Linked DNA regions of Homo sapiens: region 1 is linked to region 2. Evidence: chromatin contacts called from ENCODE Hi-C data. All regions are on one chromosome and are shown on one strand. Each heading gives the region's core, a stretch centred on a gene start or an enhancer-like site at or near the end of the contact. The rest is flanking DNA. Distances are from core to core; before and after follow the strand shown. Region 1 holds the start of SLC16A3 (solute carrier family 16 member 3). Region 2 holds the start of NOTUM (notum, palmitoleoyl-protein carboxylesterase).

Region 1 (4,613 bases), core at 938-3,437, 270 kb before region 2:
GGGGGTCGGCGCGGGTGGTCGAGGCTGGGCGGGGCCCACCCGGGGGAGGGGGAGGGAAGGATGCTCCGCCCGGCCCCGCCCCGCCAGCCGCGGGACGTGGGGGACGTGACCGCGCCATGGGAGGAGCCCCCGTATTGCCCGCAGTAGGCGCCCTACTGGACGCTACCGTAATTGCCGGCGCGCGGGTCCACCGGGGTCAGCGGAGCCCGGGAGCCGCGCCAGGCGTCGGGGCCTCGAAGCCACAGGGCGGGGCCGACTCCACTTGCTGCAGAGGTGGGACCAGTGGGCGCGGCTCGGGACTCGGGGGCGTCGACTCGTGAACTGCGGGTCTCGGAGCAGGAGCCCGGCGGTTCGGTTCCGTTGCGTGCGGCTGCCCGGCGTGGCCCATTTCACAGATGGGCCTGACTCGGGCAGGTGACGCTAGGAGGACGCCCTGAGCTCTGTCTGCTCCCGCCCCGCCCCTGCCCCAGGGCCCGGGCACCTCCAATGGCTCTGCGCCACTGCCCGGAAGGCCCCCGCTGGGGCCCAGAGTGTGGCCCACATTTGGCACCTCACTGGAGGGAGCGGCACAGGCCCTTCTGTCCCACGTGGCCAGGTCACCCCAGGACCCACCGCTGAGCCAGCCGAGCCTGGCATAAGGGTCACTGCAGGCCAGTAGGGGGGACCCGTCCGGCCTGACGGCTGGGCTGGGATCCATAGAGCCCTCTGGTAGCTGCCCCTCCAAAGTAAAGTGCCCCGCTCCAGTCAGTGGGGTCTGGCCTGATCGTGCAGGCCACATGGCTTTCTGGGTGGCCTGGATGGCGGGCCCTGCCCAAGGTCACATGGGGTCGTTACCAAGCCTGCCTTGAGACCAGGCCTCCAGGTGCCCACCCCAGACTCTGTCCACACCATGGGGCCCTGGGGGACAGACGCTGCACGTGCCACGGCAGAGCCCCCATGCACTCAAAGCCTCTCTGGGGGCAGACACCCCCCCACGGCCTCCTAGCACCTCCTCAGTTCCTTCCCTCCATGAGGGAGTCGAGCCCAGCCGCCTCCACACCACGCTGGCGGAATAGACCCTCCTTCAGCAGGGTCAGGCCAGCACCCACCTGACTTCCAGGCCTGTGCAGTGAAGCTGGGACCTTGGACTCCCCGGCCCCAACAGACACAAGACCTCCCACCCTTGTGCTCAGCATGGACAAGCCCCTGGGCCTTGGGGTGGGCCAACTGCCATTTCCCGCCCAGCAGGCCTGACTCTGGCCATCACCAGGAGAGGGACCCTTTCAGCCCATGCCTCTGGGACAGAGAGGAGGACAGCCGCCCCTCGGCTCCCCCCATCGTCCCTCACCGACTCCAGCCACCCCTGGAGGCCCCGGCCAGAGCTAAGGGCTTCCCTTCCACTCTGCGGCTCCTGTCTCTTGACTGGCCCAACACCCAGGGAGGCTCCTGACCAACCCACTTTTCGTATAGGGAAACTGAGGCGTGGGTTAGGAAGTGGGAGGCTACCAAAGGCTGCGCCTGGTTTTCCCACGAGCTGGGGGCCAGGGGTGGAGGTAGGGCGAACCCAGGGAGCCCAGCCTGGCTCTGGAGAGGGTCCCCCACTTCCCTGCACGGTCTCGGGCTGTTAGTCATTGCCCAAGGGCGGGTGTGGGTCGGGGAGTGTTCAGGGTGTTGCGAACAGGGGAAAGCGCCACGGCCCGAGCGCAAGTGCTCCCCACTCCCTCGGGGAGGCCACCCATACAGGGAGGGCTGCAGCAGCCCCACCAAATATAGCCCGCGCCCCCCGCCACCGCGGACCGAGCTATTTATACCCGGACCGGGCTTGGCCGCCGGCGCAGCCATCTCCTGGCCCGAGCCCAGCCCCTGAGGGCAGCCCGACGGGTGGGCGCCGGGCCGGACCGGGGGAGACGAGACTGGGCAGCCAGGTATGCGAGGGCGCGGAGGGGCGCGGCTGGCTCTCGGGAGCCCTCGGTGGGGCCCGCTCGGGGTCGAGAAGGCTAGTCCATGCCCCGGGCGCCCCCGGACCTGATGGACAAAGTGGGCGGGGTGGGGGTGAGAGCGCGGACCCCGAGGTCGCCCCCTTGCCCGGCACGGGGGAGCTCCTGGGCCCCGGCCCGCGCGCGAGCATCGCGGCCGCGCCTACCTGCCGCCGCTGGGCCGCCTCAGCCCGCCTCTCGCCGCCTCTCGCCGCCTCTGCCCGCCTCTGCCGGTCCGCTCCGCGCCGGGGGCGACTTTAAGTGCTCGGGTCGCTGGCGCGGCACGTCCCCCGCGCACGTCACCGCCTGGCGCCGCCCCTGCGCGCCCCGCCCGGACCCCGCGCCGCCTCCGGACGGGCTCCCGGGCCGCAGCTCCCCGACGGCGCGTCCCGCAACCCCGCCGGGCCCAGGGACCCCCCCAACCGGAACCGGCCCCGTCGGCGCCCCCGGCCCGGAGCTGGCCCGCCCCCTCTGCTCCTCGGGACTGGGTCTTCCCGGCCTCGCCTCCCCCGGAGTCCAGGCTCGCTTCGCCCCTCCGCCCCGCCGTCCCTCCGTTTCCCCGCCTCGGAGCGCAGCGCGGCAGGTCCCAACGTCCTCCAGGGCAGCGACCCCTCGCCCCCCAACGCCGGGGCCCCTTTGGTGGGGAGGTGCGCGCGGGTCCCGTGGGGTTCCGGCCGCCTGGCTCAGCTCCGGGGCCCACATCCTCCCTCTCTGAGGCCACGTCCGACCTGTCCCCCTTCAGACCTCCGCTTCCTCTCCGGTCCCGGTGCGGACGGCGGCTCTTCCTGGCTAGGGGAGCGGCCCGCGGCCTGCGCTGCCTGGATGTGGGGCACGGCCTCGCCCTCCCTGAACTTCCGTTTCCCCAGGTGGCTCCGCGCCCTGCGGGGCCCTACAAAGCCACCGACTCCAGCCCTGCGCCCCTGCCCCGCCCCTCTCGCGGCCCAGAACCCGACGCGGAGGCCGGGGCGGCTCCCACCTTCGGGGAGGCGAGGGCTGCCCACCCGCTGGACCTCGTGAGGTGCTTCTCCCAGCCTGTTTTCTCTCATTTGCAACATGGAAATAACGGGCCGCTTTGGGTGCTGAGGTTTGAGGTGGCTCCAGGGAGTAAGGCCTTTGTTGGCCTGGACCAAGGAGTCTAGTTGTCAGGGCCACCCTGCCAGGGCCACAGGAATGCTTTAACTGGCCCCTCCCGGACCCGGGGGCTTCGGGGACCGAGGCACTGGTAAGCCCGTGCCTTCACACACAAAGGAGGCAGGGGGTATCAATGGAGGACCCCTCCAGAGGGCAAGGGGAGGCCACCCCTGACAGTGAGGCCGTGTGGGCCTTGGCTCTCCATCTGCAGCCCAGCCTTGCGGGACATCAGGTCCAGTAAGGCCGCCTGTTCTTTCTATGTAATGTTACAAGCCCACCCTCCCGCTGGCATTCACAGAGGCTGGGTCTGGCCCTCACCCCTACCTGGGGCCCAACCACCCCCATCCCCAAACATCAAGATGAGGGCACGTGCCTGTGAGCAGAACACAGGCCTGTGGCAAGTGGTGAGGGGGCCTCCAACTTCACAGATGAAGACTCTACTTAGTTGGCCCGTGCTGCTCCCGCCCAGGGCAGGTGGTGCTCCCGCCCAGGGCAGGTGGTGCTCCCGCCCAGGGCAGGTGGTGCTCCCGCCCAGGGCAGGTGGTGCTCCCGCCCAGGGCAGGTGGTGCTCCCATCTTCCTGCACCAGGCGATTCATCAGTTTCTGAGGAGGGAGAGCAGCAGAGGGGTGCGAGGCACCGTGGACAGCTGCGGGAATGGGTCCCCTATGGGGTATTGCCTGCCGGGGAGGCGAGGGTACCGTGCTCCCCATCCCAGATTGTTGAGTCACCAGGCCTGCCAGCTGGGCTTGGGGCCCCCACTGAAGCCACCGAGACACCTTCCACATCTGCCTACAGCTTGGCCCTGATCCCTGAACCCTGAACCCCCACCGTAGAGCAGCAACAGGGGGAGGGAGACAGAGCCAGAGAGCCTGGGACCTCACTGCCCCCTCCTGCCTCCTGAAGGACAAAGGGGCGCCCCTGCCAGGGCCAGGTTTTCTCCCAGCTGGGAAGACGCCCAGTCATCCCTCCAGGGGTCCCAGGGAGCACCTGTGGTTTGGTTCTGACCCCCAGGCCTGGCCCCCTCTTAGGCATGGCTTCCCCTGGGTGTGGGCCCCAGGACTGTCCACCCAGAGCTGGGGTGGAGCCTCCCTGCCCTCAGAGGGGAGGGGAGCAGGCAGGCCAGTCAGCACTGGCTCCCAGCAGAGAGGTCAAGTCTGTGGGCTTTGACTGGGGGGACTGGAAGACCACAGAGTGGTCACAGTGATGTGATGGCTGCTGGGGGCTGGGGCTGGGGGCCTGCCAGGTTGTTACCCAGAGGAAACAGGCAGCGCAGCTATCAAGCAGGCCACTTGGGACAGCTCACCCGGAGCCTGGACAGAACAGGACGCTGTGGGGTGGGGCCAGAGCCTCCGAGACCCTGGGCCCCTCTCCGAGGATTCTGGCACTCCGGTAGCATGAGGTACCCCTGACCTCCAAGTGCTCAGCTTTTAGAAAGGCCCAGCAGTTGGTGGCGGGGGGCATTCCAGGCCTGGCACCAGGGCCCAGGTGGCCAGGCTCCATCTGACACAGGGCTCCAGGGGCACCTG
Region 2 (4,037 bases), core at 545-3,044:
CCTGCCTCCCTCTGAGAATGTCCCCAGGTTAGGCTGACCTCCAGGGCACCCCAGCCTGATCTTAGGCCTTGTGGTTTACACTGGGGTGCCTTACACCCATCGAATGCGCGGGGCAACAGCTCCCAGCGTTTGGTCTCTCTGTTTCACAAGAGCCCAGGTAACTCGGCTGTCTGCGGGTGCAGGCGGCGCTGGGACTTTCTCCCTAAGCTCCTCACTCAGCCCGGGGCTGGCAAGGAGGACGTCCACATGGCCCCGGCCGGCGGCTCGGGGGCATCCTGGCTGCAGGCACCGCCCTGCGCCTCTGCTCTCCTGCCCCACGTGGTGCCGTAGGCTCCCCACTGTCCTGAATTAGGAGGGGCTCTGGAAGCTCTGCTTGTGTCTAGATCGTTGTCCTGAAATGTAAGACCTGGTTGTCCTGAAACGTAAGACCTGTTTCCTATTTTTAAAATGGGTGTCATGGCGCCCAGCAGGCTTCAGACCGGAGGGTGAAGGAGAAAGTCTGCCCGGCCCCGCTGGCCCTGCGTATGTCCTTTCCTTTCTTTTGTCCATCCCACCCGCGCTCACCCCAGCAGGAAACCTCCTGAACCCCTCCTGTCCACCCTGCTCCAGTACTGATTTCCCACAGGAACCTTGTTCTAACCCCACTGCCCAGAGCCTCGGGAGTGGACAGGGGTGCTCTCCAAGGTGAAGCATGGGGCAGGTGCCCTTCGTGGCATGAAGGGCCGCAAGCAGAGGCCTAGCGGGCAGCCACTGGACCCTTGGCCTCCTCCCCCAGTGGCGGCTGGGGCAGGTTCTTGGGGGGTCCTCGGCATGGGGCCAGCAGCCAGGCTGGGGCGGGCGGAGATCCAGGACCTCACCTCTGGCCCCGCGATCTCCTTAAGTCGTAGCTGCTTCTCTGACCCCAGCGCCAGCAGGAGCGCCCCGGAACTGAGCGACTCCCCCGCGGCGCCTTGCTGGGGCGCGCGGTCCCTCCCGCAGGTCTCCGAGGGAGCCAGGACCTCGCGCCCCACCTGTCCGCTTCTCCAGGAGGCCCCGGCGCCACTGCTGCCGGGCCCTCGGCTGGAAGCCCTGTGTCCGCCGCCGCTTTGATCCCGGGGGGCCCTGCTGGATAAAAGTCCCTGGCGGCTCCGCGCCAGCGCCAGAGGGGGAGCGCAGCCGAGCCGGGCGCACCAGCGGGACGGCGCAGGGCCAGGGGCGCTGAGAGGACGGGGCCACTGGGCCGCCCGCGCTGGCCGCGGTGAGAGCGGGGCCCCAGGGCTGCGCGAGGTGGGGCGATGCGGGCCGGGGTCCGAATCCCCCACGGCCTGCTCTGGGCCTGGGCACTGGGGGATGAGAGGGACACTGGCGGCTCCAGGTGAGCGCGCCTGCCCCGCGCCCCCAGCCCGTCGGGCTCGGCCAGCTGCGCCGCGGGCGGAGTTCCCCGCCCCCCACCCCGGCAGGCGCGGAAAAGCCTCGCCCCTCCCCGTCGCCGCCGCCCCTTCCAGCTGCCCCGCGGGGGGGGGCGGCGGCGCCGGGCTGGCCGCGGTGAATGGAGCCGCCGGGGCCGCCCGGCCGCGCTGCCCCCCCACGGAGCCGGGCCGGGAGCGCCTCCGGCGGCCGCGGCGGGGTAGTCCAGGCCCCTCCGTCAGGCTTGCGGTTTGGGAAGAAAAGGCGATGCCTCCGCCAAGAAAAGAGCGAGCGCGGCCCCCTCCCCCCTCCGCCGAGCCCGGGCGGCGGCGGCGGCACATCTAACGCGCGGGCACCCGGGCCGCCGCGGCCCCCGCAAATAAGCCCAGCCTCGGCCCCCGCCGCTCATTGGCGCGGGCCGCAGCCAGCGCACCCAGACCCTGCGCTGCCCTCGGACGGCCGGGCGCGGAGCCCCAGCTGCGGAGGCCGACGGCACCCGGCCCCGAGCGCCTCGACGCCGAGCCGCGCGCGCCTTCTCCGCCAGGCCCGGCGGGCGGGAGCGGGGGCGAGGGAGCAGGAGCGGCCAGTGCCCCCGACACCCCCGGCCCGGCACCCCCGGCCCGGCATCCCCCGCCGCCGCCGCCGCCGCCTCAAGGCCGCCCGCTCCCCGCAGGTGGACGCGGCCATGGGCCGAGGGGTGCGCGTGCTGCTGCTGCTGAGCCTGCTGCACTGCGCCGGGGGCAGCGAGGGCAGGAAGACCTGGCGGCGCCGGGGTCAGCAGCCGCCTCCTCCCCCGCGGACCGAGGCGGCGCCGGCGGCCGGACAGCCCGTGGAGAGCTTCCCGCTGGACTTCACGGCCGTGGAGGGTAACATGGACAGCTTCATGGCGCAAGTCAAGAGCCTGGCGCAGTCCCTGTACCCCTGCTCCGCGCAGCAGCTCAACGAGGACCTGCGCCTGCACCTCCTACTCAACACCTCGGTGACCTGCAACGACGGCAGCCCCGCCGGGTAAGGCCCGCGCCCTGCACCTCCCCGCCCCGCCCGACGCGCCCGGTCTCCGGCTGGACCTTCCCTGCGGGCCGCGGCCGTTCTCTCCCCGGGGAGAAAGGGCTTCCGTCGGGCGCCCCGCGGTCCTGGCCCCGAGGAGTGCCCGGTTCGGTGACTCTCCGCGTGGGGAGCGGAGCGGCGCTGGAAGGGCTGGTCCCCGGCCAGCTCGGGCACTGACCCCTCGGCCTCTGGGCCCAGCCGCTCTGCTGGCGTCCTTCGGTCCCGGGGCGGGGAGATGGCAGCCCGAGAGCGCGCCTGGCTCCAGCGGGAACCGGCGACACCGGGGGGCGGGGAGAGGCCCGCTGCCCACCTCCTTGCAGCCCCGAAGTAGATAAAAGACGTGAGGTCGGGGGTCGGGGAGCGGCGGGGCCGCCCACGCGCTCAACAGGCCGAGGACAGCCGGGGACAGCGGGAGACTTGGGCGTGGGGTCGGGGCTCGGCAGGAAGGCTCCCCCGCCGGGTCGGTGCCGCCCGCGCCTCCCGCGCTCCCCGCGGCGTCCCGTTCCCCCGCCAAGCGCGCTCCTTCAGTGCGGACGCGTTTCACGCTTCAAGCGCCGCCGCGCGCCCCGGGAGGACCGCCGCCCGCGCCGAGGTGACAGCGGGACCCGCGCCGGGCGGAACGTGGGGATTTTCCACGGACCACAGCCCCGCGCGGCCCGTTCCCCGCCCCGCGAGCGCCACCTCCCGGGACCGCCGCCGTCCCTGAGCTCCCCGTGGGCCTGGCCGAGGGCGCCCCCGTGCGACCGTCGCGCGCGGCCGGAACAGGTGGCGCGTTCCCTCCGCCGGAGCTGGGCGCGCGGGGCGCGGCGGGTCGGCAGCCCTGGCCGACCCCCCGCGGTGCGTCCTCCCCCGCAGCTACTACCTGAAGGAGTCCAGGGGCAGCCGGCGGTGGCTCCTCTTCCTGGAAGGTGCGTCCAGGGCTGAGGCGGGGGGAGGCCGGGGGTCTGTGCGCGCGGGCCTGAGCGGCGGTCGTGTCCGCAGGCGGCTGGTACTGCTTCAACCGCGAGAACTGCGACTCCAGATACGACACCATGCGGCGCCTCATGAGCTCCCGGGACTGGCCGCGCACTCGCACAGGTCAGCGGCGGGCCCTGGGGAAGGCGTCTCGACGTGAGGCCCGGGAGGAAGCCGCGCCCGCCTCCTGGAGCCCCAGCCAGGCCCCCACCCCGCACATCATGCCCAGCCTGGCGCCCGGGTTTACTAAGAGCAAGGGGCGCCCTTCACTCTTGCCTTTTGGGGCCCATTCCACATTAGCATTCAGGCGCTTACCCAGCGGCTCTGGCCCTCCCCAGGGTCAAAGCAGGGCAAGGGGTTGAAGTCAAGGTCAGACCTGGTGTCCAGCCTAGCCGGGCACCGTGGCCATGGTGGCTTCCCGGGGGTAACTAAACCCAACTGTCCTCCACTTTCCCGGCAACCTTGGTTCGGGCTAGCAACACCAGCACACCTCCCTTCCTGGGGCCAAGTAGGAGCCCCAACACCTCACCAGGGTTCCCAGACCCGACCCTACACAGCCTCCTCCCGCTAGAAAGACCCACCGCCTCTGTGTCCCCAGGCACAGGGATCCTGTCCTCACAGCCGGAGGAGAACCCCTACTGGTGGAACGC

The links. A loop is a pair of places that touch in the nucleus more often than their neighbours do. Pooled maps may share reads with other maps.
Region 1: a loop to region 2 is called in a pooled map, with 2.7 times the contacts of the local background. The contact joins the promoter of SLC16A3 here to the promoter of NOTUM in region 2. A Hi-C loop is called at or near these places in 3 of 50 pooled maps.

The regions. Positions count from the first base shown.
Region 1 is chr17:82,226,616-82,231,228 of GRCh38, reverse strand. SLC16A3 (solute carrier family 16 member 3) reads right to left here and starts at 2,187. Exons shown (of 5, transcript NM_004207.4): 1 at 2,123-2,187. RefSeq lists silencers at 1,722-1,771, 1,782-1,941, 2,062-2,381, 2,542-2,681, 2,732-2,811 and 2 more.
Region 2 is chr17:81,958,944-81,962,980 of GRCh38, reverse strand. It overlaps NOTUM (notum, palmitoleoyl-protein carboxylesterase), which reads left to right and starts at 1,794. Exons shown (of 11, transcript NM_178493.6): 1 at 1,794-2,394; 2 at 3,289-3,341; 3 at 3,415-3,510; 4 at 3,986-4,037. The coding sequence starts at 2,072. RefSeq lists silencers at 2,448-2,591, 2,858-2,937, 2,968-3,307 and enhancers at 2,521-3,083, 3,084-3,646.